Linked DNA regions of Mus musculus: region 1 is linked to region 2. A link is a loop called in an ENCODE intact Hi-C map of the cell type or tissue named here. Cell type or tissue: left cerebral cortex. All regions are shown on one strand. Links, peaks and the distances in the headings refer to the core of each region. The heading gives the core; the rest is flanking DNA.

Region 1 (15,480 bases), core at 3,076-11,075, 56 kb before region 2:
AATAAATGGATCAGCTGCCCCCACGAATCTGAAATCATCGCAGAGGAGGGGCACCGAAAAGATTTTAAGATCCGGAGGTAGTGGAGATCTGCACCGAAACAGTATTTGCCAGACACGATTGCGCCGTGGCACACAGGAGCTCATCTGTGACTATATGCACAAAGTCAAATCAGCTAAGATACCTGCCCGCATGTAGGAGGGCTCTGAAAGGCTCCTGACTCCTAACTGAGGAGCTACTGGAAGTCGGTGGCTGCTGAGAAAGAGGCAGGATTTGTTTGTTGCTTTTTAAAGGAATTCCTCCTCAGAGATGTTACATTTACTTATGTGTGGACATTTGTGGGTGCATGTGTTCCACAACATACATGTGACCAGAGAACATGAGAGAGTCAGTTTTCTTCTTTTGAGGTGTGGTTATCTGGGGGATCAGACTCAGGCAGTCAAGTTTGATAAGCCTTCTTGACAGCCTTATTGCTTTCTTAACCATAACCTAAGTAAGTTTAAGGGGTCTTTGGGGTCCAGGGTGTGTGTGTGTGTGTGTGTGTGTGTGTGTGTGTGTGTGTGTGTGTGTGTTTGAGACAGGGGACAGGATTTTTCTACATAGCTCTGGCTGCTGGACCAGCCTAGCTTCAGACTCACAGAGATCTGCCTGCCTCTGCTTCCTGTGCTGAGATTAGAGCTTGTACCACCAGAGAAATAGTGCCTTATTAATAATAGATACTCAATAAACATTTACTGGATGAACAAAAAAAAGTAGTAAATGATTTCAAGTAGGGTTAAAAGGAGACTAGAGATAGGAAAATATACTTTTATCAAAAAAAAAAAACAGGAAAAAGAGAATAGGTACAGTTACATTACAGCATTTGTGCTAGTTATTAAGGCATTAAATTAGGCCATCTTTATTTCTCATCCAAAAGGTGAAAAATTGTAACATTCTTTTGTTCATTATTTCACTACATCTTCATTGAGGTAACTTTTTCTGCTGAGATATGAAAAACTAGTCAGTCTAGATAGGGCAGGATTGACAGTCCAAAGAATTGACTCCACCCATTCTAGGTGGATGAACTAAGGGGCTTCTCCTGCTCATGCACAGCTTCATGGGGTCATGAGAGGAGTAGGAATTAAGTCCCACATGTACAGTATAGAATGCTGTCATCCCATGATGATGGCCTCTCGAGAGCTGAATAGATGGATCCCCTCTTTGGTTAAATTCCTGTCCAATGTCCATTCTAGCACCTCCTAGATCATGTATAACTGAGGCAAAATGACCTGTAGCTGAGAGCATGCGTGTGGGACAGGAGTGTCTGAAATCTCAGAAGAGGCCTGATGTGCTCCTTAGCCTCTCTCTATATACAGGAATATCACAGGTTCAATCTTGTGGGTTTCCAGTAGGCAATCACCACTGCCCTGGGAAAAATAGTAAACAGCCATTTAATGCACAGAAGACAACATTCTGCAATGGATGTCTGCTGTTGGATATTAGTATAGTCTTTACTGGTGACGTGGCTGTGCTGGACAGAGTATGTCAAAGATCTAAAATGACTTTGATTTACCCATCTTGACATAAGAATAAAGAAAATAAATGCATGTCTTCATTTAAGATACTATACTAGAGTACTATAGATTGGGTAGCTTATAAACAGCAAAAAATTTATTTTTCACAGTCCTAGAAGAAGAAAGTTTAAGATCAAGATGCTACCATGATTGAGTTCAAATGATGAGCACTCTTGGCTGGGCTGTGCATTGCTGCTGTACTTCATATGGTTGAAGGCAAAAGTGATTTCTTTTATAATAAATGGATTTCATTCATAATCATTTTGCTCTTGACACACGTATCTACAAAAGACCCCACCTCCTAATATCACTGCATAGTGGAGATTTCAGCATATGAATTCTGGGGAGACATAAACATTGTATCCATTTCATGGTGGTTTATAAATGAATTTAGTAAAAAAAAATGTGGTGATTGCTTCGTCTCAAAGGCCCCTGTAGAAGCATAACATACTGAAGCAAGGTCAGTTAGGAAGGGACAATGGCTTTTTCTTTTCTATTCTTGAGATGGGATGTAGTGAGGCTGGCTATATCAGAGTGCCTCTCACTAAGCTAACAGGTATTTTTCAATGACTTTCGCTAGGAAAATGATTAATATACAATTAATGTGCACAAATGAGAGAGCTCTATTTTTTTTTCATTTTTATTCTTGACATGTCAGTGGTTCCCAGTAGGTGGGGGTCTAATATGGTGTTCAGTTGAAGCCTTAAGTCAACATCACCATTGCATCATTGGCTTACAGTACCTCTCTTTCTCTTGTTTCACCTGACATTCTATCAGTTTTAGTCTTGATAGCTTTTAAAATCAAAGGTAGAACATTGTGTATCACATGAAGGCTCCTAAATCATCTGCTAATAGCCATTGGTTTAATCAGCAAATTCAGCATCCATGTGTACCCTGGTCAGCCTCCTCTGTTCTTTAAGCATGCTCTGTGGACAGCCCTCCATCAGAGAGCCATCCCATTGGTCTTTCCATATGTTCTATAAAGTGATAGAGAAAGTCTTCGGAGATCCCACACTTTGGGTTATCCCTTCCATCTCTTCATTTTGAGCCTGGGGTGATGATAAGAAATTTTCCCAATTTTGTTATATTCATCCATGCTCTAGTAATTTCAATAAGTCAGTTTCTTCCCAGTTATTATAATATTTAATTATAATAAATACCCAATTTTTATTCCTACAGGAGGTCCTTTCCTCCACAACAATTTTTTTCTCCACCCATGCTATACACATTAAATTTTGACATGATTTTTATGTTTTGTTATAAGCAATCTGTAAAAAAAGGTTTAAATAAAATAGCTTTTTATTCATACCAATAAATGATTGATATGATTTATTGATATAATTTATTACTCATATCAATCAAGCAGGAAAATTGCTATCATCTCTTGTTGCAAAGAAAAATAAAAGTAGTGTCCACAAGCCTCTGAACAGAGGGTCCTTTGACTTAGGGCAAAAGCCAGGTATTGGTCTTCTGCAGTGAGGCGAGACTTAGCTATTTAGCTGTGTCCCCTGCACGTTCTTGCAAGTAAAGGCATAAGCTGCGATCCTGGTTGATTACACATTTCTCAAGTGCGTTTTCACAGTGTGCAGAGGAGGTTGGCACTCGGCGGAGTATAATTTCCTTTCCCTTCATGGATAGGAATGTGTTACATGTGGAATAAAATAATGAAATCTGACGCTGGTTTTTATGTTAAGATACAGTGAGCCAGTCTGTCTGTTTGCTGCCTTTGGTTTTGTTCATTCGGTGGATTTCAAAGTTAAATGTTTGCCTTTTGGCCCCAGAGTTCACTAACGTAATTCAAAATGCAAAGCTAAAAGCATTTTGAAATGAAAAATGTCAAAATCATTTAAAATGCACAAAACAAACAGTAACAGTCATCCTAAAAGGTTACACTGATCTGCTCTCCAAGAAGATGTTAGGGAGCGTGAGAACTCGTCGGAAGTTCCTGCTGAAAACCTGTTAAGTTGTCTCCATCTCTCTCTCTTTGTCTGTCTCTGTCTCTGTCTCTGTCTGCCTGTCTCTGTCTCTGTCTGCCTGTCTCTGTCTCTCTGTCTCTCACTGTCTCTCTGTCTATCTATCTCTCTCTCTCTCTCTTTCTCTCTCTCTCCGTCTCTCTAACTATCTCCCTTCCTCCCTCCCTCCCTGTACTGCTGTCATTTCTGACTTTCTAAAAGACAAGAATATCAAAGGCTTTCTTAGTTTGAGGATATATTTATTAGTCTTGGGAGCAATTAACTCGAGATACACGTTAGCAATGTTCTGAATGTATCAGAACAATCATATAGGTTGATAGCTCTAAGTGATTGATGAGCCGGTACTTCTAAATGGACTCCACATGGGGAAAACTGTTATTCTGAGTATTTCCCATGCGTCAGATAGTACAGGAAGCAGTTTATATGAACTGCCTTGTTAAATCTTCACAATGACCTTTTGGAATATACATTAGTATCTACATTTTTTTTTAGTATACACTTTAATCTTTATTTCTTTTCATATATATATATATATATATATATATATATATATATATATATATATTATTTTTTTACATTCCAGATTTTATTCCCTCCCTGTCTACCCTCCAACTTTTCTACATTCCATACCTCTGCCCCACCTCCCTGTCTTCACAAAGATGTTCCCACGAACAATCCCCAATTCCACCAGACCTCCAAACTCTCTGGGGCCTCCAGTTTCTTTAGGGCTAGGTGTATCTTTTTTTACTGAACCCATACCTGACAGTCCTCTGCTGTATATATATTGGGGGGCCTCATATCACCTGGTATAAGCTGCCTGGTTGATGGTCCAGTGTCTGAGAAATCTCAGGGTTCCAGGTTAAATGAGACTGCAGGTCCTCCTACAGGGTCGCCCTCCTCCTCAGCTTCTTCCAGCTTTTCTCTAATTCAGCCACAGGGGTCAGCAGCTTCTGTCCATTGGTTGGGTGCAAATATCTGCATCTGACACTTTCAGGTGCCTTTTGGATCTTTCAGAGGGCAGTCATGATAGGTTTCTTTTTGTGAGCTTCCATAGCTTCAGTAATAGTATCAGGCCTTGGGTCTTCTCCTTGAATGGATCCAACTTTGGGCTTCACTGGACCTTCTTTTCCTTAGGCTCCTCTCCATTTCCATCCCTGCAGTTCTTTCAGACAGGAACAATTATGGGTCATAGTTTTAACTGTGGAATTGCAAGCCTGGAGTGATGCCCTGTTTTGCTGCTGGAGGGAAAGAATTGCCAGAGGCAGAGATATCTGGGAGAGTCCAGAAGGAGCATGGTACTGAGCCATGTGAGGAGAGGTGAGAGGGGAGAGCGAGAAAGGAGCTGCCAACCAAGATGGGCAGCCTGGGTCAAGAAGCTGTTCAACAAGGTAAAGAGTAGACCAGATAACCAAAATGGCTGGATTATATAGCTAAGAACAGCCCAGCCCCTGAGCTGGAGAAGGTTTAAGCTGGAGTATGCCAGCTGTATTGTATCTGGATTGTAGAAGAGGTATCATATATGCAGGCCTTTCATATATCCTTATTTTACACAAAGGACCCTACACCCAAAGTGGGAGATAGTCAAAATCATGGCACTTACATAGTAGACCTGACAGGGACAGGAAGTTCCAACTCTCTCCTTAAAGCTTTCTTTTCCTTTCTTTGGAAAAAAACATGAAGCCAACTTCACAGTGCCAAATCAAGTCTTCATCATCAGAATAAAGACCTTTATTATTTTCTCTCTGAGGATTGCTTTCATAATAGGATTGTCGAACTATAAACACTAAAATTATCCATGACTCATTCTGTTACACTAAAGTTCAAATATTTCCCATACTTAGTCCATCAAAGATACATAACAGGAAGACCCCCTGTGGTTTACTTGATTTCTTCTACTTAATGGCAAGCACAATTCCAAATGATACCACAGAGCCAATGAATAGATTCAGCCCAGGAATTCAGATTTCAAAGAAAGAAACCCCAGTCAGTGTCAAATCTCTCAGCATACGCATTTGTTTCTGGCCTAATAATCACTTTATGTAGAATTCTACTGATTCTCAGTTACAGGCCAAACCTTTTAGCCAAGGGCTTTTCAGAGTCAGTGGACTACAATTCATAACAGAATATAACAGATGCTTCTCCCACATCCAAGTGATATTGCTTTTATACCAACCCGTATGCTTAAATATTCTTTATATATGCATCTCCGAATGCATGTACTGACTCAAATCTGATGAAACTTCCCTGAGACTCATTTTCAGAATGAACATACCTCAACAGGAAGGTTGATTTGTTCTGATTCAAGATGATAGTATAAGTATTCCACTCTCATGGTGAAAAAAAAGTTATAGAGTGATATGATTATGTAATGCTGTGTTGACATTCTTGATACCTTTTAAAAGAACATATTTTTATGATTAAAAGAAACATTAGAATTTATACTTTATTTTTAATCTTATTATTTTGAATGTTTAATTTGTACCAGAGGCTTATCCCCTACCCCATTCTAAATTCTGTATCTTTAACAACACAATGCTGTTGATAACAGGCATATCAGTATTTATGAGTACAAGCTCTGTTGTAGTGGGTATTCAGTTTCCAGCAACACCATTTTTTCCTGAGACTCATGCATTTTTCATTGTCTAGTCCGTCTGCATTTAAAGTGGATGAGATGTCCTTTTAAATGCACAAAGAAGATGAAAATGTGTATCATAACCTCCTTTCCATTTCTGCTACTAAAATTATAGGAACTCTGTATCTATGTTAGAATGCATCTGCTGCGCTGTGCTGTATACGACATGAATAACCAACAGCTCACTCTGCAAAATTTCACCCAGCACCATTTTTAGAATTTTTTTTTTTTGCAAGATAGCACCTTTCTGGGCTTGTTCAGAAATGCACTAGAAAATAGTTTATTAATCTCAGTTTCTAACTGGCAGATGGGTTACAGTAAAAACAGAGTGTCTTCCATTTCATTGCTTGTACTTTTTCCAGCTAAGAGAAGGCACCATCTTGTCAACCTTCTAACACTTTACCCTTTCCATACATAGATATTAGCTCCTTCAGAAATTCGGAGGGAGGCAAAATGGCAGGACAGGGGTCAGAGTTAGAATATGAGCATTTAGGCAATAGGAGGTTTTATATTTACTTATTTATTTTATTTGTATGCCTCTAATAAGTCTCTCAAGCATGCAGGCTCCAGTAGCTCTGATTTCTAGCCCCCTTTAGTTAAGAATGAGCTCATGAGCTGTTCTGGTAAGGAATTAATTGCAACCCCCTGCTATCTACATGATGTTTATGATCATGTCCTATAAAATCATAATTTGCATTCTCAATTCAATCAGACTGGCAGTGGCTGAAAGACATGACTGATAGTTGAAAGTACATACTCAACATGATGGGTCTGCAGCTTTGTTTAGCTAAATAAACAAGGTAGATTTGTGTTGGCCTCTTGTTGAAAGGTGTATATCAAAAAGTAGAAAAGTTCTTGTTAGTCAGACCAGCTGTGGGTTTTGTCTTTACTGTTTGAAAAATGTTTCCAAAACTTAGTCTGTTAGGTTATCTCTGTGCTCCATACACTCTCTGAAAACAGAACCATTTTACAACTAATGGTGGCACAACACTGTAATTCAAAATTTAGGACTTGAAATCATATCACCTAGCTTCAGTCTAATGTCTCTAGTTTGGCAAGTTTAGAAATGTAGCTCTGTGCAATCAAGGAAGTCTCCTGATGTCGACCTCTCAGTTCTACATGCATACATATAAACACATACGGGTGAATGTGTACACACAAGTAAACACACACAGGTGAATGTGTGTACATAAGCAAAAACTGCACACAAATATATACCCATTTTTTCTTTTTACCTCTCACTTCAGTTTGACGTATCTCATCACATAAAAAGGAAGCAAAATAGCTTTGTCAGTCAAACCCTTTCTCTTCAGTTCTCCCAGCCCTAGGTAACCTCTAACATATTCTCTATTTCTGTGGGCTTGCTCATAGTGTTTTCATACTAGATTGCTTTTTAGTTCAAATGTTTACGAGATCTGTTCACAAAATAGTTTACATCTGTGTATTATACCTTTTAATAATTTTTATTATATAGATAAACTAGATTTGTTATCTATTCATGTCAGTGGGTATTTCAGACAGTTTATATCTTTTACTAAAACTTATAAGGTCACAGCCTAATATATTTTGCTTGGTAGGTAAAAGACCAAAGGAAGTGGCATACCAACTTTCTTGCTTCACTCCTGTCAGATGACTTCAGTGGCTCAATGGGCTCATTGTGCATAAAACATTGTCAGAAAGGACATACCTACTGTAGTGTCTGATGCATCATGGCCTGGTTCGCAAATTGGTAGCAAATTTTATTTAGACTGTGGACCTATTGCTCACCAAATATCTGATGTTCTTTCTTTTTAAAACAATTTGAAACAAATTTATTTTCTATTTATTAATTTTGTAACAAGTTTCTTGAAAATCCAGTGTCAAAAGTTTCATTAAATGGTCTCCCAATGACAGACTATGTCTTCTTCATTTTATACATGTTACATGTAGCATATAGAAGGCTATTTTATAATACATTGGGGTCAGTTACATGATAGGTTAAAATTATATTGCCTTGTGTAAGTATTTGTAGTCTTGTGTATCTTGATTTGGTCCAGGATGCTCCAAGGTCTTAAACAGCATTGTTATAATTTAAGTAGGTCATAGTACTGTTTTAGTCATGTCCAAAAAGAAGGGAGACTCCATAGAACACTCTCTAGTGCATACTCAGCATCAGAGGCAACCATTTAATATACTAGCTGTAATTTTACCAATATCTCTTCAGTGTATATATTAGGCAAATGATCAAAAATTATCAATCATAGGATTATTATTATTCTCCTGTAAATTATTTGCTACTATGATTAACATTGTGCTACATGGTGATTAGATTAAATATCATCAAAGAAATCTTCAAAATTGACATGTTTTTCTTTTTCTCACCATTTTTCTTCAGTGTAGTCATCATTAATGATCCCACTGAAGAAACTCTATATCCTAGGTTCCCAAGATGAGAATTGACAGACAGAGCTATACAAAATTAAAAGGCTTCTATACAACAAAGGGAACCATTAACAGAGTGAAGGGACAGGCTACAGAATGAGAAACAATCCATGACAGCAATTTTTCCGACAGGGGACTGTTATCTAAAGTATCTAAAGAACCGTTAAAAAAAATCCTCCAATCAATAAACGAGGCAAGCAACCAAACAGAATATTCTCTAAGAATGAAATACAAAGGCTAGGAATATAGTGTATTTGGCAGAATCCTTGTTGTGCTTGCAATATACCGTGAGCTTGATTCTCAGCTCTGCAGAAAGCAAACAAAACAAAACCCCTGCATATGTTTGTATATAAATAATGGAGGATCAGAAATTCAAAGTCATGCTTGACCACATAATGAGTTTGAGGCCATCCTGTGCTGCATTAAACTCTACCTCAAAGAAGAAGAAACAGGAGCAAGAGGAGGAGGAAGAGAGAAGAAAGAATAGGAAGTAGAGCAGAAGGAGGAAGAACAGAAAGAGGACGAGGAGGATTCCGTTAGCACAGTTAGCAAATAAATGTTTCTTAAAGTATTCAACACATTAGCTACCCAGGAAATACAAAGTGATACAAGTTTGAGATTCCATTTTACTTCTGTCGAAAAAGATGACCTCAAGAAAACCATCAAATGCTGTTGAGGATGTGGGAAAAGGGAAATCCCCTTTCCCCACTGATAGAAATGTAAATAGGTGAAACCATTATGGAAATGAGTATAGGGATTTCTCAAAAATCACACACACACAAAAATATAGAATTACTATATGACTCGCCTATAACATTCATGTATATACACCGGAAGGATTCTAAGTTCTACCACAGAGATACTTGCACATCCGTATTCATTGTTGCTCTAAGCACAATAGCTAAGAAATAGAACAAAACTAGATGTCTACTGTCTCTTGTGAGACTATGCCAGGGCCTAGCAAACACAGAAGTGGATGCTCACAGTCAGCTATTGAATGGACCACAGGGCCCCCAATGGAGGAACTAGAGAAAGCACCCAAGGAACTAAAGGGAACTGCAACCCAATAGGTGGAACAACAATATGAACTAAGCAGTACCCCGGAGCTCTTGTCTCTAGCTGCATATGTATCAAAAAATGGCCTAGTCGGCCATCACTGCAAAGAGAGGCCCATTGGACTTGCAAACTTTATATGCCCCTGTACAGGAGAACGCCAGGGCCAAAAAGGGGGAGTGGGTGGGTAGGGGAGTGGGGGGGGTGGGCATGGGAGACTTTTGGTATAGCATTGGAAATGTAAATGAGCTAAATACCTAATAAAAAGTGGAAAGAAAGCCAAAAAAAAAAAAACAAAAACAAAAAAAAAACAAAAACAAAAACAAAAACAAAACAAAACAAAACAAAAACAGTAAAGTGAATATGAAAATGTAGTATTTATATGAAAATAAAATCAGTACATTTACAGCAAGATGGATGCTGCTTGGAAAGTATTGTTTCAACCCAACTATCCCAAATATGGAATGACAATAGCATGTTTCTCTTCCATGCAGATCCTAGATACTAATGCATGTATATGTATGTGTATGTTTATGTGTATGTGTATATGTACATACATGTACATGTATGGGTATAAAAGTTTGTGAGGACTACATATCTCAAAACTAGAAAAAAGAATGCCAAGGGGGGGGGGGGTTATGAAATGGTTGGGAGGCTAGGACTGGAGAGATGGCTCAGTGGTTAAGAGTGTCTGCTCTTCCAGACGACCTGCATTCAGTCCACAGCACCCACATAACAGGCAGCTCATCAGTGTCTGTAACTCCAATTTCAGTGGATCCAACACCTTTGCAGAGACATACCTGTAGAGAAAACCTGAATAAACATGAAATAACACTAAGCTAATTATTGGAAAAGCAGAGAAAGGATCGGGGATGGGAAAGAAATGGTGGTGAAACTCACATGGCATGGAAACAATGTGTTAGAGGAAAATCAGAGAGGCAGAGGTAGGAAAATAGAGGAGTAGAGAGGGGGAAGAGGGCCAAGAAAAACAGATGTGCATCTCAATGTCATAACAAACCCTATTACCTTATATCCTAGTCTTTAAAAAAAAATTACTTTCACAAATCTTTGAGGTTATTTGAATTCTTTACAGTGTTTTATTTTTCTTCAATTTGCAAGGGGGTGTTTATTAATTATAATTTCTTTTGTAACATTGAGGATTGAACACAGGACTTTGCCCATGCTAAGTATGTGCTCTGCCATCCCCCATATCCTCAAGCCTGTTGATCTTTTTAAAAAGCAGTGATATTCTTGTTTTCCCTTTGAGACAGGGTTTCCCTGAGGAGCCCTGGCTATCCTGGAACCTTCTCTGTAGACCAGAGCTGGCCTCAAACTCACAGAGATCCTCTGCTTCTAGCCCTGATACTCTTATATATTCAGAACTGCTTACACTGCGTCATATGATTGTCTTTATGCCTTCCATTTTATAGTCCTCTAAACGGTATTACTCTGCTGTAGGTATACTCAGGAAACTTACTAAGTCAAAATTGAACACAGAACAGACTAAACAAACAAGCAAGCAGCAATGACAAGGCAATGTGTAAAAGTAAGAGTAATACATGAGATGTGTCCTAAGGGAAAGAGAGTAGGAAGGCCTCTCAAAGTTAGTGACAAAAGAGCCAAGTTTTGAAAAAAAATGAATAGATGTCAGTCTGGAAAAGGTATGATGGAAGTTCTGCAGAAGCATATGCGCAAAGAGGCCCACAGTTCCCTGTTGAACTATAAGTTGCTTTCTGTTCTGCCATCTTGAAGGAATGCCCGTGGCTGAAGAGACTCAGAAGCCTTTGGAGAGGGAACATTCACGGCTTTCTTCCTGCTGTCTGTTGTCCTTTTCTTAGAAAACTGTATGCCCCAAGGCAACAGGATTTCATTTTTCTCATAACTCTCCAAGTTGGGCAACAGTCTCTAGGGATCACTCACCTCTTCTCCTGAGTGTAGACTGACTTAGTATGAGGGAGGCAGGAGGATGCCAAACCCTCACTCAGATATTTGGCACTAAGGCTGCCTGGGTTTCTCTCTTTATTTCCCAGGAATTTCTCATATTCAATAGTACATCTCAGGTACCTTACTGAGAAGCTGTTTCTTAGCAGGAAAACATAAATGCAGCAAAACTTCTCATGGCTTCACCTTCTCTGTACTCTAGTGACCAAAGCAAGGCCAGACCAATCTAGCTTCTAAAAAAGGGAAAATAGATCCATGTTCCATCCAGAAAAAAAATGGAATTGTGTCTTCCATGGGGGAAGAAATCCATGGGGGAAGAAATATATAATAACACATATCCTCTGCTTATAGTCTTTGTGTTTATACTACAGCTCTCACTTTTTATACTGCTGTTTCTACAAATAAACCACAAAGGTCAGAAGAAACTTTCAGAGAAAAGTCTACCTCCTATTTCCAGAGGCTTTCCTGTGTCAGAGCAGGAGTGTGTGTGTGTGTGTGTGTGTGTGTGTGTGTGTGTGTGTGTGTGTGTGACTACAAAGCTTGTGTGGGCATTTCATTTCCATGGAAACTGAACATTTTGACTCTTGCTTCCAGTCCCCACTTCAGCGTCTACAAGAGCACTGCCTATGAAAACAGCAATGAAAATATTTGCATAATTATTATACTGCCATAGTCCTGAATCTATTTCAGGAATAATAGCTTTAATATATAGGCAATTGTAACTTAAGAAACAGAGAATAAAGACCTGAAATAAAGCTTCTTAGAATGGAGTTCCAGAGTCTAGAAGGGCACAAGAGGTGGTCCTTGTGGATTTCTAGATGTATAGACCTTTCAGTCAAGAGTTTCTGGATCCAATAGCTTGATCTGTAAAGTTTCTCCCATTATCAATTAATTATACACACAGTTGATGCTGGAATATATTTCTGCTTGCAGGGTTGGGCAGGCTCTCAACATCACTAATCCACATACTGTGCTCCAAGAAGATAGTCCCTTTCCTCAACAGCTTCTGGAGTACAGTGACTGGAAGCCAGGGACTCACACTGAGACTCAATCTCACAACCTAGTTTTGTTTTATCCACACTGTGTGTTCTATGAGCAAATTAAATACCCATGTCAAGCATTAGTTTCCATCTCTATAAAGTTTCAGGAATAACTGTATGGATTTCTAGCATTGCTTCGGTGGATTACAATAAATAGTATCCACTGCCTTTAGCTCAGTGTCTGCAGTGAATTACTAATGGATTTCACTATCATTGTTTTCATGTGTTTCTTGCTGACATTGCTGTGTTTTGCTTCATTTCTCAGGGAGATGTTAATCTCTGTGGCTTTGGGTCAAGTGTTATCCCTTCTCGTTTGTGGAATTGGCTTGACGAGCAAGTACCTGGCAGAGGATTTTCATGCGAACACACCAGTCTTCCAGAGCTTTCTGAACTACATCCTCCTCTTCTTGGTATACACCACCACCCTAGCTGTCCGACAAGGTAAGCTGCCCCTAATCCCAGGAATATGACTTCTATGAACACAGAGAAGGATATGAGCCATGAGTAGATATCATTTTATCATTTGTTGCATCAGTAAGATGATTCAAATCCCCAGATCGCACTTTGCTATTTGCAGTAATATCACAAAGAAAATGCATGAATATATCACAAAGAAATAATATGTGAATTCAGCAAGACGCAGGAGCTATATACACTGCAGAAAAGTACAATTGCTCATAATTTTGAATTCCTGGTAAGGGTTTTATTCTTTTCAATGAATCTAAATAGAGTACTGTCTGAAACCTGGAACAGGCCTAATGCAACTTTCCTAAACATGGTAGCCCTGAGCTGTCTAAGGGGACTTCAGACAAATGTATGTTCCTTAGGAAAGTGACACAGGTATGACTATGGGCAATTTGAGCGACACCACAAGAGGAATAAAAGAAAAGCAACTCTCATAAATGGCTACATGTGGTCCTATTTTACATGTTAAAGAAATAAAGCAATGGAAACCAGTTCCCCAAGAGTCAATAAAAGAAAAATGCCTTTCAAAGGAATAAATCCCATAAAGATTATGTGGGGGTTGGGGGTTAAGTCATTTTAGAGACTCTTTTAGCGCCTTTGTCCTACACTACCAAATTTTTGTCTGTGGCCCCAGAAAAAGCTCCAGATTTCCCTCTAAATTGTATCTGTTGATCAGGATCCATTGAAAAAATAACCATCAAAAGCTTTGAAAACAATCATATATATTGCTAAATGGCAGTTCTAATAATTACACATTTTTGAAACTTTCATAAGAACTATCAGTATGTTATCCTTACATGCCCTTATTTGGATTTCTGTTTAAAATAATACTGCTATGGTATAATGACTTAGCCAATAGTAGGCTTTGTCTTAGAGACTAGAACAATGGTGGCGGGTGTCAGGGATGGCTTAGTTGCTAAAGGTCTTGCCTTGCAAGTGTGAAAACATGAATTCAGACCCCCAGAACCTATTTAAAATTTGAGCAAAGCAGCATGCATCTGAATCCCACCACTGGGGAAACAGAGACAGGCAGATCCCTGGAGCTCACTGCCAGCTGACTGAGCAGAACTGACAAGCTCTGGGTTCAGCAAAGCACTCTGTCTCATAAAGTAAGTTGGAGAGTAATTGAGCATGTTACCTGATGTCAGTCTCTCATATTTACATGCATACACACACACATGTACACATGTATGCTTACCTATATATACACATGAACACTTCCACACAAGCACATGAATAAATAACTCCCTACACACACACACACACACACACACACACACACACACACACACACACACACCATGCACATCATTACCACACTCATACATGATTGATTTTTTCCATTTGTTGAAAATATATTAGAAACTAATTTAATTTGCTTTCCCCAAGTTGATGTTACTTCTTTTTAAAGCCTTTAATATTAACAGCTGTAAGTAATGTTAATAATAAATTGCCAGTCTACAAAAGTAACAGACACTAAGTCTTAGCTATGTTTCCTCAGTGTGAGTCAGAAGCAGAGAATTTGAATGATATAAGTGTCTTGAATGGTGGTGCTTCAGGGCAGGAAAAGACTCCAGGAAGTGAAGCAATGAGAGAGGCATACAATTAGTAACTCATTTCAGAGGAACTGTGGGAATGTATCAAAAAAGGAGAGACAAGGGATGAATGTAAAATTTACTTGATGTGAGCTTGAATCAACATCAAGAGATTAGTATTATTTAACCTAGTATAAGTAGTATAATTAAGGGTAATGGGATTAAACAAATTTTCAATAGCTCAATACTGAAAAGGATGTTTGTATGAAGATGTTGAAGTCTTCATCGGTGATTTTTAAGCACCACTGTAGTTTGAAATGGCAAATTGTTGTTCTCCTTTGGATTCTGGCCTCTGTTATTTTCTAAGAGTCCAGAGATTAAGTACAAGTCTACATCTAGGGAAAATAAAAATAATTAAAATTGGAAATCATGATTATAATAGTTATAGGTAGAAGCTAGAAAAGTTAAGTTATGAAAAATGTTAATAATATTAATAATGCCATTTATAATGTACATTCATAATTGCCAGCTGCAGAATATGGGACTTATCTCTTCTTGGTTCTTCAAAGCAAGGATATAGTATCATCCAAAATTTTATAAGTGAGAAAACCAATACAGCTACTAGGAAGAGATGGAGGCTGTGACCAGCTAGGGCTGGAAGAGCAGGATTACCTTTGGCTTCTTCTTGTGAAATTTGGAAGAGGTGGGAGGGATGAGAGACCCTTTACAGTAACCATTTCATAAATTTCCTCATGTTGTGGTGACCTCCAACCAGACAATTATTTTCCTTGCTACTTCATAACTGTAATTTTGCTACTATTATGAATTGTAATGTAAATATGTGCTAAGCTATGCCAGGTATCTGACAT
Region 2 (15,480 bases), core at 4,507-12,506:
TTCTACAGTAAAGCTCTAAAACCATAAACAGTCTCTGCTCATCAAGGCTGCACTCACTCTTGCTGGTGTAGGAACCTCTCTTCCCTCTTCCCTCTCTCCTATAAGCCCAGGGCTACAGGGTATGGCCATGGGACCCCCAAGTTGGGCTGCTTCTTGCTCACTCTACATCGAGTGGGTCAGAGGCTTGGATGCCCACCTGGGGCTGAGTGGAAAGCCTCTGGCAGCCTTCCCATGACCACCTGTACAGAGCATAGGTGGAACTCTGGCAGGACATGGGTCCTTCCTCCTCCTCCTTTCCCAGGCCCCCTTTTTAGTTCCCACAAGACCATGCAACATGAACATGACTGTAAAAGGAGATTAGAAAGATGGGGGGGGGGGGGAAGATAGGAACAAATACTTTTAGAATTAACAAAATTCTCAAATTCCTCAATTCTGAAGATCTAGGGAATAAAAAGCACGAAAACAGAAGCAAAGCCACATCTGAATGTGTCATGATACTGCAGACCATAGAAGTAGAGTCAAGGAGAGAGACAGACTACCAGCCAATAATTAAAACTGATGAAGAGCAGTAACTCTTATAAACTGGTATAGTAACCTGAGAAAACCTGACGTCACACACTAGTTTTGAAATGAAGGAATACCTTGGATACTTCTAGGCAAATTAGAATAGAGTTTGCTACAGGAAGACTCAGAAATCCAAAGCCCGTGCTTCCAGAAGATAAAAAACGGTTCTATGATCAAAAAAGAAATGCTAAGCAAAGAATATGACTGAATAGGAGAGCAAAGCTATGAAAAAATATTAATCACATGAAGCAGAAAAATATGGCTTTCCTTCTGAGCTTCTAGTTTGAACAAAAAAGACAAGAGGGAGCACACACAATAATAGCATCTAAATCAGGAAGCAGTGTGCCTAGGATTAAAATGTTGTAACTTTCTTGTGTTGATTTAGAAGAGAGAAAATTACTTTTAGACACTAGAATATTGTGTTTTCTCAGCTCCAAAGAATAGAAAGAGAACACATAAGAAGGGATAGTGACATTGTGGAATAGTTGCTCATGCCCCAGTGCATAGCACCTACCCATGCCTGTGCCACATGTGATTAGATCCAGTTGGTTAAGAAAAACGGCAACTTGAAAAAAAAAGTAAATAAAAGGGGAGCTACTATAAGTATATTTGATAAATATTTAAAAACAAAAGTTATTAAATAGTCATGTTAATAAATGTTATTACCAATTGAAAGTTTAGCTAATCAAAAGTTCTTGTGCTTGTAGAAATCTTGTCAACTTGTCCCAACATGCATAAAATGAAAATTGGCCAAATGTCTTTCAATGACTGGTAGATCAAAATATTCTGTATAATGAGTTATCTACTTTAAGTCTTAAGGAAGTAACTTTTGACTAGGGTCTTACACGCGTTCTTGCGACTGGCCAGGAAAGACGCAACAAACCGGAATCTTCTGCAGCAAAGCTTTATTGCTTACATCTTCAGGAGCCAGAGAGCAAGAGAGCAAGAGCAAGAGAGCAAGAGCAAGAGAGAGAATGGCGAAACCCCGTCCCTTTTAAGGAGAATTATCCTCCGCCTAGGACGTGTCGCTCCCTGATTGGCTGCAGCCCATTGGCCGAGTTGTCGTCACGGGGAAGGCAGAGCACATGGAGTGAAGAACTACCCTTGGCACATGCGCAGATTATTTGTTTACCACTCAGAACACAGGATGTCAGCGCCATCTTGTAACGGCGATGTGAGGGCGGCTCCCCACACTAGGGCAATACTTTGTATTATATCTTTGCTTTAAATTAATTTTTCTGCATATTTCCTTCATCAATCCTTTGTTATTCATTTAGGTTTAAAAAATTTAGTAGAGAATGATTTAAACACAAAGCATCAATAAACCCAAGCATAAAAATCAATTTAAAAACAATCAGGGGGTAAATACACATGGATGTTCTATATTATTTATTTTTACAAAATGAAGTGATTGTTTATGTTATGTGTGTGTGCATTTTACATTATATTATATTCACTGTACAGAAGCATTCAAAAGACCATTGAAAACTTATCAAAGACACATATTGTACAAAAACTTATATGATACATATTTTTGCCTGAATTTAACAATGAAAGGCCATTGTAGTAGAACTTAAGTTGTGGGGATTTCCATGTTCACACCGAGATGTTAAGCTCTATTGTTTCTTAGAAATGCTCACTTTGGAAGGATTTCTGTTTGGTCTAGCTCTAAGACTTAAATGTGTTTCTCAAAACCTGTTTTCAAAATAAGAAACACTGTGCAGCTCTGATCACTGCAGTTTACTACCATTACCACAGACATCTTGAGATCCTACCCACAGTGGAGACATTTGTTTTCTAAAGCTTTCTCAGTGCCTTTGAAATCCACCATAGAAAGCCTGTGATGGGTGGGATGCTTGAACTCCATCACAGAAGGCCTGCGATTGGTGGCAGGTTTGACATCCATCACAGAAGGCCTGTGATTGGTAGCATGTTTGTGTTTTATGGTCACAGTTTAAGTTGAAGCTCCAATCCAGAGATAAAGCTCAAGGCAAATTTCACCTCCAAACTCAGAAGGCATTCTCGACAATGAGGGTTCACTGTTAACATGCAAAGGATCTCAGAGATATCCTCAATATAACCCATGAAATGACAGCACTTGAAATTGTCATTCCAGTACTTGACAGTGACCATAAAACAATGATGACAAAAACCAAACAAGCAAACAAGCAAAAAAACAAACAAACAACAAAACAACAAAAAAATCAAAACAGCAAAAAAAATCAAACAAATAAAAACCCAACCGTTTTTCAAAATACATACTTAAAATTTACAGTATGAATTTCCCCAGTAAGCTCTTGTGAGTGTGAGTGCTAATCTGGTTTATTTTAGAAGAGACAGCCTGACTGCAGATGCTATCTAGATAGCCTCAATGTCCGTGACTGCAATTAATTTTATATTAGCAGATGTGTTGGCAAATTACCTCAAGCCCAACATTCTTTCTGCTATCATTCTTTCCCTTTAGTTTCCTTTTTGTTTTCTTTTCCTCCTTGCAAGAAAAATACTAGCTAATCTTTAATTGCCCATTCATTTCCTGTCTCTCTCTGAATGAGAAATAAATTTCTTTCCATCTCTACCTTTAGAACTGAGGATTTTTTTCCAACAGAGATTTCTGTACAGTTGCTGGTAAGCCACCACACTGTTTGCTCTAAGAACTGGTTTAAATTGTTTTGAGTGTGATTTAGATATTTCAAGCTCTTTCTTGAGTGTGGTATTTTTAAAATTAGGTCAGAGAACACAAGTTGCCTCATATTTGTAAAGACCACACAAGCCCATCCATTGCAGTGTGAGTGCATCTTGCAATAATTATGAAGAGAGGTTCTTAAGTGTTTCTAAGACCACGTTCCACCATACATAAACAGAGAACTCTTAGAGGTCTAGTTCCAGGGTCTCTAAGTTCTGGGCTTGAGTACAGTCTCTCTAGTATCCTCTGAAGGGAAAAAATATTCTAGGTGAGCGTTCCCTCTCCAGTATCCAAAGACCATGAAAGGCAACAATGTTCCAACTTCTCTCTCCTCTTTCTCCCTGCTAAGCATTTAACCTAAATGTTTACAGAGAGATGCCCCCTAACCAACCAACCAACCAACCAAACAAACAAACAAACCTACAAACAAAATTTGGTGAGTTTCAGTTGCAAGCTACTTGTGGAGGAGACAAGATTCTTTTCATTATCTGTGATTCCACCTATTTTAAGTTTAGCTACTTAGAGGAAAACCTCACTTTGTTCATAATAGGAGTTCTCCCTTTCTGAATGCCCTACAAGAACTTTTTCTTTGTCAGGAATGAGACAAAGGTTCTGTGGTCATGGTTACAGACTCTAGTCAGCAAGAGATTACATATTGTCATGTCTAATGGCATGCTTGGGGTACAGGCTCCAGAAGGTAGGACACTACCCATTGTCATGTCTGATGGAATGCTTGGTGTACAGGCTTTTAAAGCTGCCTGTAGAGCATGCTATAGCCATAACATGAAGAAGAGGTAGAGATAGAGGATGCTCACTCCTCTGAAACATACTGTTTCTCTTCTACCTCTGGCATGCTGGGATTGAGCCATGGTCTGTATGCATGCTAAGCAAGCCTTCCACCATTCAGCTATATTCCCAGACATATATTTACTATTTATTCTGGCATAGGTTCTTACTAGATTGCCCAGCAGGCAATGGTTTTGGCTCATGGATTAGCTAGGATTACAGGCCTGTGGCACCAAGCTTTGAGAGTAATTTCTCTCATGGCTATATGAGGATATAAGAGCTACTTGTCCCTTGGTTATCCTAGAATGCTTACACCACAAAATCCTTCTTCCTTTACTTCTGCAACCAACTTCTATAGTCTCAGGCTTGGGAAAAATAAAAGCCAGGAAGATTTGCAGGCTACTTATGTACTGGCCCTGCCTGAGTTCCCAAGGCACTAAAACAAAGCTGGCACCAATTTGAATTAAGGGCAAGCAGCAGGGAAACACAGATGGAGAAAAAAGTCTCAAAAGAGCTACTAGCTACAAAATGAGTAGAAATGCCAAAACCAAACAACGTACTAGTTCATCCATGTAGCATCTTTGATTGGGATGCAGTTTCCTGTGGGAGGCATCCATTACTTATAGCTTCAGGTATTCTCTGATTGTCCACTTTATATATATATACAAAATGTATACAGTTATATACTGTTATACTGTTATTTTATGTTATATTTTATCATGGAAGGAGGAAGCTGACAGTCTGCAGGGCCAATTCTGGACTACAGATAATATTCTACTCGACCTGTGCACTGGTTATAAAAATCCAGAATATTTGAAAGCAGTTTTAACATGATAGCATTTCACTTCAAAATATAGATTTCCAGATTCTATCGAGAATCAGACTTGAAACAGTGAATTTGTAATACTAACAACAATAGCCCGGATAATGTTGTGTGGCTTACTCTTGAGCATCACAGTGTCCTTCAATTGGCTACACCCTCCGTCACTCACTCAACTGGAAGGCACTTGTGTCTGAGAGTACTGATCTTTCTTTTTTTTTTTTCCATTTTTTATTAGGTATTTAGCTCATTTACATTTCCAATGCTATACCAAAAGTCCCCCATATCCACCCACCCCCACTCCCCTGCCCACCCACTCCCCCTTTTTGGCCCTGGTGTTCCCCTGTACTGGGGCATATAAAGTTTGCAAGTCCAATGGGCCTCTCTTTCCAGTGATGGCCGACTAGGCCATCTTTTGATATATATGCAGCTAGAGTCAAGAGCTCCGGGGTACTGGTTAGTTCATAATGTTGTTCCACCTATAGGGTTGCAGATCCCTTTAGCTCCTTGGCTACTTTCTCTAGCTCCTGCATTGGGAGCCCTATGATCCATCCATTAGCTGACTGTGAGCATCCACTTCTGTGTTTGCTAGGCCCCGGCATAGTCTCACAAGAGACAGCTACATCTGGGTCCTTTCAATAAAATCTTTCTAGTGTATGCAATGGTGTCAGCGTTTGGATGCTGATTATGGGGTGGATCCCTGGATATGGCAGTCTCTACATGGTCCATCCTTTCATCTCAGCTCCAAACTTTAGTACTGATCTTTCTAAGCTTCTGTGTCTTAAGTTCTGTGATGCCAAAGGTTAGTTTTCTCTTGTTTGGTAATATATATATATATATATATATATATATATATATATATATATATATATATATATTCTTATTAAAATTTGGCATGTATTATTGTTTTAATCGAAGTTTATTTCTGTGAAGTGATGCTGTGACCACAGCACCTCTTATAAAGGAAGGCACTTAACTGTGGTTTGCTTACATTCAAAGATTTAGTTCTTTATCATCATGGCAGGAAGCATGTGGCAGGCAGGAAGACATGACGCTTGAGAGGTACATCTCAGCAGGTAGCAGGAAGAATGAGAGACACTGGGCTTGGCTTGGGCATTAGAATCCCTATAGCACATCCTCAGCGACATAGTTCCTCCCACAAGGCCACAATTCTAATCCCTGTCAAAAAGCACCACTCAAGCATTCAAAGCTATGAATTCATGGGGTCCATTTCTATTCAAACCACCACAGTTGTCTAGCATGAATAAATTCAAATTATACCTCCAAAAATGGTATCATTTCATTTTCATTCAACTCTCTATTCAAGCCCCCCAAACACACACACACACACACACACACACACACACACACACACATACACACACACTTTATTTTCATAAAGACTTTGTTCTGACATTTACCTGCAGCATACAAAATTTGGCCTTGCAAGTTTTATTCTTGGTCGCCTCTGGTCAGGGACATATGCATGTGACCTGCTCAACTTCTCTGTGTAGCCATGTGTACAGTTGTCACTTCTATACATATATTCACCACATGCATGTGTGTATGTACACACGTGACAATCTATGCCCTGCTGGGTCTGGAGTTGCATTTTGGGTATGTTTGATGCTAACTACTCCATGTAGGATATGGGTGCCAAGAAAGGAGGAAACTCTTTTGAGTTCATTTCAGCCACACCGAGTACAGAGCATGGCACAGAACACAGTACTGTGTTCTTTATAAGTAGCATCCTCAGCATCCCCTATTTGATTTTCTTCCCAGTTGTTTCTCAGGAGCTCAGCTCTAGGTAGTTACCACAGTGGATTTTCATTCGGCTTCCTTTATTTTTCATGGTATCATATCTGCATTTTTTAAAAATTAAATTCACTTATTCCTCTGGGCCATGTAAATCACTGTCGTCCCTACTCCTTTCCTAATCTCCACATTAACAAAATAAACATGTCGAAGGTAAAAATAAGTTTTTAATTTTGACCAAATTTATTGGGAACGAGTCTGCCCACGTTTCAAATAATAAATATGTGTTGCTTCGCTGCTCCTGACATTAATTCAGAAGGATTTGTTTATTTGGTTGCTTTGGTATGTTAGCTACCAAGCTAGTTTCTAGAAATTTAAAAGTGAGCAAGCGGGTGTTAATATGGACATGGGCATCTTTCTGTGATCAGGGTGGTGGAAATAGGATGACTGAATTCAAGACCAGCCTGTAGTACACAGTGAGTCTTTTTCTCAGGGGGAAACACACACACACACATACTCCAAAACAAACAAACAAACAAACAAACAAACAAACAAACGCAACATTAAGACCAGCAATTTGTGCCTATCTAAATGAGGTGACATGCAATACATTCCAGGATGGGTGATAAACTCAGAGACTTGTCTGCATTACCCAAGGGCCAATTCTTCCTGTCTAGCTAGCTTAAACCAAAATTAGCTTCCTGGGGTCTGGACTATGTATTCTAAAGCCAGAACGGGCAGCAATTTCTATAATTAGTCATTCATTCCCTCAAAGACTGCACCGTTCTATTATCAATCCCTGTCCATTCCTGTTCAGGTCTCATTCTATATCATCCCATCTCTACCTTCTGGACCTAACACATTTTCTTCAGGAGTATGCAGCTGGGATTGCTCACTACTCTTGCTTCCTGTCTGAGTCAAACTGTAAAATGAGATAATTCACGTAGCAGCACCCTGTGCAAGGCAAGCACGTGACCTGCGACCATGTCCACTCTCTGGCCTTCCCCTCCACAGAAACTCAGAAACTGGGCTTGCTTTCCTGTCAAATGGAGCCCTCAGTGTTGAGAGCATGGTTTTATTTCTAGTCCTTTCCCTGTCATCATTTTCACAGAGACCAACAAGTGTTCTATTAATCCAGCCCTCTCCTCCAAATATATGCCAAAATAAGTAGGACTTGAAATTGTGTCCAAGTCATGAGAGCAGTTTTCTGCCATGTAAGTGGAAAAGAAATTACAAACAGAAGTTGGATTTTTCTTGCCTTTTTTACTACTGCTCACTCTCTGGTCACGACAGGCTTTCTCTGATGATAACAACACTTCCATTTGGCTCTGTTTGGGTTTTTTCCTTGACAGCTCAGAAGTCATGTTTCCTCTAGGTATCCAGGGTGTGGGTGGTTAAAAAGAATTTTCCAGAAGCTTCCAGATGAAGCACCTCTCTTAGAAATGTGTGAACCAAGCCACCAGCTCCCTCAAAGTACAGATTTTAATGAGTCATTTCAATTTTAGGAAGCACATTAATCTAAAAGGTGCATGAGCCAGAAAGCAGAATTTTCTCAAGTGGGAGTTAGAAATAGTCCTTGTTACAGGCAGAGGGGAGCTCTCCTCTCACTCCTTGTATATGAATCATTTGCCAGATCCTCACATGAAAAGATGCTGACTTAGGTCACTCACTGTCCCTGGACGTTGCCACCCACAGTAGTTTCAAGAATAACAGCTTGAACTCCTATTGGCTGGTTCCTCTGTAAACGCTGCACAGTGTGTTTAATTCACTTTGGGTCAAGCCATTGAATAGTCAGTCAGTTCTCCCCGAAGACTTCACTTCTTAGTCTGATTGCTTCATTGTGCTGCTCTCCTAAGGACTCAAGTCTAACGAGGACTCCCCAACTCACAGACTCCCTACAAAATGTTCAGCTCTATTCTCCGGTTGACATTTACCAAGCCCCCCAAAATGCCTTTTATAGTACCACATCTCTGCTCTCTTTCAAACTGTTCATTTGCTAAAGTCTACCCAAAGAAAAAGACAGTATAAAAAAAAAAAAAAACTACACTTCTCTTTGAAGTTCTTGAAGCTATGGAAACATTAGTAACTCAATGGACTAGGAAAAAGTCTTTTAAAAAGATAAACAACATATCTATAAACACCCCTCCCTCCTTCCCTCTCCTCCCCTCTTCCCCCCTGCCTCCTTCTCTCTGGTATTTATCCATTCATTTAGTACTGGACACTTGGGTTAATTCTAGACCTTGAGTGTTATGACTGATTTGATACTGAGCAGGGTGCAAACACACATGTATGAAGTGATCATTTTGCTCCCTTGTTGATTGGTACTGCAGTGGGTGATATGCTAGGTTTTTTCTTCTTCACTTTTTGAGGGAATGCCCTACCAGTGTTACCAATTAACATTTTTTTCAACAGTGCATATTGTTCCTCACCTTTGTCAGCATTTATTTTCTGTTGCTGCTGTTTGTCTCATACATATATATATATGCACATACACACACATACACATGCAAGCACACTCTCATGCATGTGTGTGTGTGTGTGTGTGTGTGTGTGTGTGTGTGTGTGTGTGTGTATGTGTGTCATATAGCTATTGAGGAGTAAATATGTATAAGTACAATTGCCAGGCTAAGCGTCTGCCTTGCCACTGGGGTGTTCTGAGCCCCGCCAGCACACTGCTTAGGGGAGGAAGAACATAGTCTGTAACAGGGGTCCTCAGTTCACATTTTTTCTGGAGTTAGAAACAGCAGAGTCTGGGACAGTTGCTGTGGTTCTCAGTCTCCCATGTACCCAGGCACCACTGGCAAAACAATGGGAGGTGGGAATGAGGTCCCTGGTCTGAGCTTCCCCTCAGGGCACCCATTTACCAGCTAAGAAGTGGAAGGCAAAGCCCGGGACAGGGGAGGGGGCAGAACCTGGTTTGGCTCCTAGTGAGTTCTGAGAGTTTGGAGGGACTGGAAAAGAGAGGAGCCTTTTTTGGGTGTGGCTTTTTAAAACAAAGCCCCTCCCCCGTATTGATTTTTGATGAAGAGATGGTCCATACTTGTTCAAACTGCCTTATTTGATGGCGAGTGTGAATGCGTATACCTTACTCAGAGTGAACCAGGGATTCGTAGGAAGAAATGCCCAGGAAGGGAAGCTCATTGGCTGAGCATATCTAGATACCTCATTAGAATGGAGAGCTCCAGGATTTAATGCTATATGACTGATTGCTATGGTCCTCTGAGTATCATGGTTATGTGTTCCAGAGCAAGTAGTTAGGCAGTGCGCTGGCTGTGCTCCTACCATTCTAATTCTGAGTTTCACAGCATTTGGACTCATTCAGCTTTTCCAGTTCTTCTGTCTGTCTGTATGGCTCACTTGCCTGCCAATACATATACTTACGCGTATACATCATGTACATATATATATATGTATATATACATATGAAATTTACCCCTTACTGGATATGATTAACAAATATTTTCTTACCCATATTGTTGATTGTTTCTTTTGGCATACGTGGTTTTCAGTTTGGCACATTTGTCCAGCTTGTCAGGTTTTTTTTTTATTATTAGATATTTTCTTCATTTACATTTCAAATGCTATCCCCATAACCCCCTATACCCTCCCCCACCCTGCTCCCCAACCCACCCACTCCTGCTTCCTGGCCCTGATATTCCCCTGTACTGGGGCATATGATCTTTGCAAGACCAAGGGCCTCTCCTCCCATTGATGGCCGACTAGGCCATCCTCTGCTATATATGCAGCTAGAGATACAGCTCTGGGGCTACTGGTTAGTTCATATTGTTGTTCCACCTATAGGGTTGCAGACCCCTTTAACTCCTTGGGTACTCTCTATAGCTCCTTCATTAGGGGCCCTGTGTTCCATCCAATAGATGACTGTGAGCATCCACTTCTGTATTTACCAGGCATTGGTATAGCCTCACAAGAGAGAGAGCTATGCCAGGGTCCTGTCAGCAAAATCTTGCTGGCATATGCAATAGTGTCTGGGTTTGGTAGGTATATATGGGATGGATCAGTTTTTAGTTAGTTTCCTGCACCTGTTGTTGACATCAAGAAACTCATTCAGAAGGCCAAAGAGTTTTGTTTTTCTGTCCTCCTCTTTTTTGAAAATGTATTCTTGTCTCATATGATACATTTGGATCACAGCGTCTTCTCCTGCTATACTCCTCCCAGGTCTCCCTGTACTTTTCCTCTTCCCCAGATCCAGTACTCCTCCATTTCCCTTCAGAAAAGAGCAGGTTTCCCGATGATAACAAGCAAACATGGCGTAACAAGATGCAATAAGACTAGGTACAATGCCTCATATCAAGGCTGAATGAGGCAACCTAATAGGAGGGAAAGGATGCCAAAAGCAGGCAAAATTGGGATGTCAGACAACCCAATTCCCACTGTTAAGAGAACCACAAATACCCCAAGCTAAATAAGCACAGAATTATGCAAACAACCTAGCATAGACCCACAGGCTCTGTGATTGCTGCTTCAGTCTCTGTGAGCACCTATGAGCCCTGAATAATTGATTCTGTGAGCTGTTGTGCTAGCTAGTCTTATGTCAACTTGACACACAAGCTAGAATTATCTTAGACAGAACATTAATTGAGAAAATGCCTTCATAAAATCAGGCTATAAAAAGTTTCCTTAGTGATAGAGCACATTGGGCCCTAAGACATTCGTGTTTTCCTGGTGTAGTTGACCCCTCTGGCTCCTACACTCCTTTCTCCCCTTATTCCATGAGGTTTCTTGAGTCTCTGCCTAGTGTTTGAGTGTAAGTCTTTACATCTGCTCCATTACCTGCCAGAGGAAGCCTCTCTGACGATGACGTAATCTATGAGTATAGCAGAATACCATTAGGAATCATTTCATTGACTCTGTGTATATGGGGGGGGCACAGGCCCCCACTTGTGACTTGGACTTCAAGTTGGACCAGTTATTAGTTGGTCACTCTTGCAGGTTCTGATCCACCATTGCCCCAGCTATACTCTTCTAAGAGTTTTCCAATGTCTGTCTTATGTTTAGTTCTTTATTCTACTGAACTTTATTTTGTATGTGGGCTAAATGGTCTAATTTTATTCTGTTGCATGTATTCAGTTTTCCTAACATAATTAAGAGAATTTTTCTCATTGTGTTTTTTTGAGTATACTTGTCAAAATTATTTGACCATATATACTTGGGATATTTCTAGGCTTATAGTTCTATTTCATTTGTTTTTATGTCTGTTTCCATGACAATGCTGTTGTGATTAATATGGGTTTTTACTTAACTTGAACCTATCAATACATATAAAAATGGAATGCTATTCATAAGCCAAAGAATGAAAAATACTACATCACTTCAATTGTAGATAGGATGTTTTAAAAAATAGTAAGAAAGAAGATGCAAAATAGAAACAGAAAGTATAATAGGGGGAAAAGAAATGGGAAGACATAGAACAAAGAGAACAGTTTTGTATCTATGTAGAATTACTAAGGCAGTATGAGCCAAACAGCACTATGGGAGAGGAGTGTCAGAAGTATCAGCCATTAGGCTCAGAAGACCAAATGAAGAACAAATTATAAATTGGTAGTGAAGAGGAAAAGAAGTTTATTTTCATTATGGCTATACAGGGAAGATACAGTCAAGTTTATACTGAAAAAGAAATAAAGGCAAAGTTCAATGGAGTTTGCATAGCTAGCGGTCTTGGTCACATCATATGCTGGCTGACCATTGGCTTAGGCTGATCACCATACAAAGCCTTATTATTATTTTTTTCCATTTTTATTAGGTATTTAGCTCATTTACATTTCCAATGCTATACCAAAAGTCCCCCATACCCACCCACCCCCACTCCCCTACCCACCCACTCCCCCTTTTTGGCCCTGGCGTTCCCCTGTACTGGGGCATATAAAGTTTGCATGTCCAATGGGCCTCTCTTTCCAGTGATGGCCAACTAGGCCATCTTTTGATACATATGCAGCTAGAGTCAAGAGCTCCGGGGTACTGGTTAGTTCATAATGTTGTTCCACCTATAGGGTTGCAGATCCCTTTAGCTCCTTGGGTTCTTTCTCTAGCTCCTCCATTGGGAGCCCTGTGATCCATCCATTAGCTGACTGTGAGCATCCACTTCTGTGTTTGCTAGGCCCCGGCATAGTCTCACAAGAGACAGCTACATCTGGGTCCTTTCGATAAAATCTTGCTAGTGCATGCAATGGTGTCAGCGTTTGGATGCTGATTATGGGGTGGATCCCTGGATATGGCAGTCTCTACATGGACCATCCTTTCATCTCAGCTCCAAACTTTGTCTCTGCAACTCCTTCCATGGGTGTTTTGTTTCCAATTCTAAGGAGGGGCATAGTGTCCACACTTCAGTCTTCATTCTTCTTGAGTTTCATGTGTTTAGCAAATTGTATCTAAAATAATATAAAATATCTTGGCGTGACTCTAACTAAGGAGGTGAAAGATCTGTATGATAAAAACTTCAAATCTCTGAAGAAAGAAATTAAAGAAGATCTCAGAAGATGGAAAGATCTCCCATGCTCATGGATTGGCAGGATAAACATTGTAAAAATGGCTATCTTGTCAAAAGCAATCTACAGATTCAATGCAATCCCCATCAAAATTCCAACTCAATTCTTCAAAGAATTAGAAGGAGCAATTTGCAAATTCATCTGGAATAACAAAAAACCTAGGATTGCAAAAAGTCTTCTCAAGGATAAAAGAACCTCTGGTGGAATCACCATGCCTGACCTAAAGCTTTACTACAAAGCCTTATTATTGTAAGAAAAGTCACTACTGGCATGAAAGGGTATATCCAGTTATCATTGTGAGATATGCATGTTAGGCTTGTGATGGTAAAATTTAAAATAAACTGAGTGGCAAATTGTACCAATCAGGTCTATTGCTATGACAAAATAACTGAATGATTATTTTTAAACTCATTTATTATTTAAAAAAAGAAGGAGTTATCTTGGCTCACAGTCGCAGTTGGTCTATAGTCCTTGGCTCTGCCAATCTTGAACCCATAGTAAGGGAAGTCACTGTAGCAGTAAGACCATGTAGCAAGGCTGCTCACCTGGCAGGGCTGTTCAGCTCATGATAGATAGAAGACAGAATGAAATGTGTAATAGTCACACTTTATCCAGCTCCTAAAATTCCCTTTATCTCCTGAAATTTATGCCCCAGGCTTCAGATGAAGCCTCCAGAGCCCATGGAGGACATTTTGTACTCAACTCTATATGTAACACAGGTATCATTCCAACAGGAAAATAAAATCAATTGTTCTGAGTCCTAAACTATTGAATAGTGACTGGAAACACAGGTTTGACTCTTTCCTAAATAGCATGTTCCACTGTGGAAATGATTACATAACCTTCCTTTAGCCACAAAACAGAAGACAATCATGAATCAATACATTTATCAAATATGTTTGTGGAGAACCAGACAGCTGGGTTATGGCAAGGTAAGGAAATTGCTGCTACAGTTTTAAATGCCATCTGATGACATTTTAAAAACTAGTGATAGAAACCAGCGGCCAGTTAAGTGAATACACTCCAAACATTTTACTTGATAGTCAAACAGATGTTAGATCAGACCCAGAGTCGGGTGATAAATGGCTTCTAAGGGCACTAAAGAGAACATAAGATAGTTTCAGCTCTCAGTTTCATGTCCAACATTCCAGTACTCCACAATCAGAGAAAGTCTATCAAGCCTATCTGCAGAGCCTCAACACGGATTAGGCTTTTCAAGAAACTTTAGTTCACACAAAGCGTCATGGTGCAAGTGGTGGAGAGATGGAACTCTAGAAAAAAGGTGCTAAGAAGTGGGAAATGGAAAAAATAGGGTGGTAGGATTTAGCTGAGAACAGGGGAGGGATGATAATATAGAGGGAGAGGAAGAAAAGAGGAATAAACAACATAACTGATGTTTGAAAAAGCTATAGGGAATGTAATTTTATATTTACTTAAAATGTGTATATAATATACAAATATATGTGTAAACATACACATTAAATGAAGGTGTGCCACCTGGGATGATATAGCTGTTTTTTTTTTTTAAGATTTATTTATTTATTTTATGTATATGAGTACACTGTTGCTATCTTCAGACACACCACAAGAGGACACCAGATCCTGTTATAGATGGTTGTGAGCCACCATGTGGTTGCTGGGAATTGAACTCAGGACCTCTGGAAGGGCAGTCAGTGCTCTTATCCTCTGAGCCATCTCTCCAGCCCAATATTGCTATTTTTAAGAGCCATAAATTCACAAAATCCTCAGCCCCAGATGTGACGAACTTTCTTTTGAGTTTTTAGCGGAGGGGAAGAGACTCCCAAAACAACATAAGCTGTTACTGTTGATCCCAGGAGCTTCAGAGAGCTTCTTCCCATTGCTAAAGACACCACACACACCAAACGTTCTGGACACAGAACTTGGACGAATTGGAACTGGATGCGATGTGGAAGCTTCCTCCCGAGGGACTGTTTCATAGCACTGGGAAGTACCGTGCCAGCTGCCAAGGGAGAAAATGATCCAGAATCCTACCAAGCTTTGACACTATGAATAACAAGAGAAACCACTCCTGCCACTTGCCTAAATCAGTATGAATACCTAACTGCAGCCTGAGTACTTATCCTTATACCCACAGATAAGGGTCTGTCTCACCCTTCATCAAAGAAGCTTCCTTTTGTAGCAAACAGATATCATTACAGGAATTTGCAACTAGTCAAAATACAGAGAACAAGTGACAAAGGTTGATACACACAACACAACTCCCACCCCTAAAGGTCAGGGAACATCAGGAAAGAAGGAACAGAAAGATTGTAAGAGGAAGAAAACCAGGACTTCTGCTAAGAAACTAAGTCTTCTATATGCGACTGGGTGGCTGCAGCCATGAAAAT

The links. Peaks named below come from ENCODE experiments on the same cell type or tissue, not always from the same donor. Only the 100,000 strongest peaks of a DNase experiment are listed, where the experiment ranks them.
Region 1: it touches region 2 in a loop (7-fold over the local background); 3 of 42 quality-filtered maps call a loop at or near these places.

Annotation. Positions count from the first base shown.
Region 1 is chr10:52,920,216-52,935,695 of GRCm38, forward strand. It overlaps Slc35f1 (solute carrier family 35, member F1), which reads left to right. Exons shown (of 8, transcript NM_178675.4): 2 at 12,877-13,052. Among named protein-coding and RNA genes, the nearest start is that of Gm40647, 120 kb to the left of the region's middle. In left cerebral cortex, for the core only: no CTCF peak of the experiment used is centred there; DNase peaks (open chromatin) are centred at 3,133 and 6,294; H3K27ac peaks cover 1,521 bases.
Region 2 is chr10:52,974,982-52,990,461 of GRCm38, forward strand. The region is part of intron 2 of Slc35f1 (solute carrier family 35, member F1); the gene reads left to right. Among named protein-coding and RNA genes, the nearest start is that of Gm40647, 180 kb to the left of the region's middle. In left cerebral cortex, for the core only: no CTCF peak of the experiment used is centred there; DNase peaks (open chromatin) are centred at 7,564 and 8,010; H3K27ac peaks cover 1,046 bases.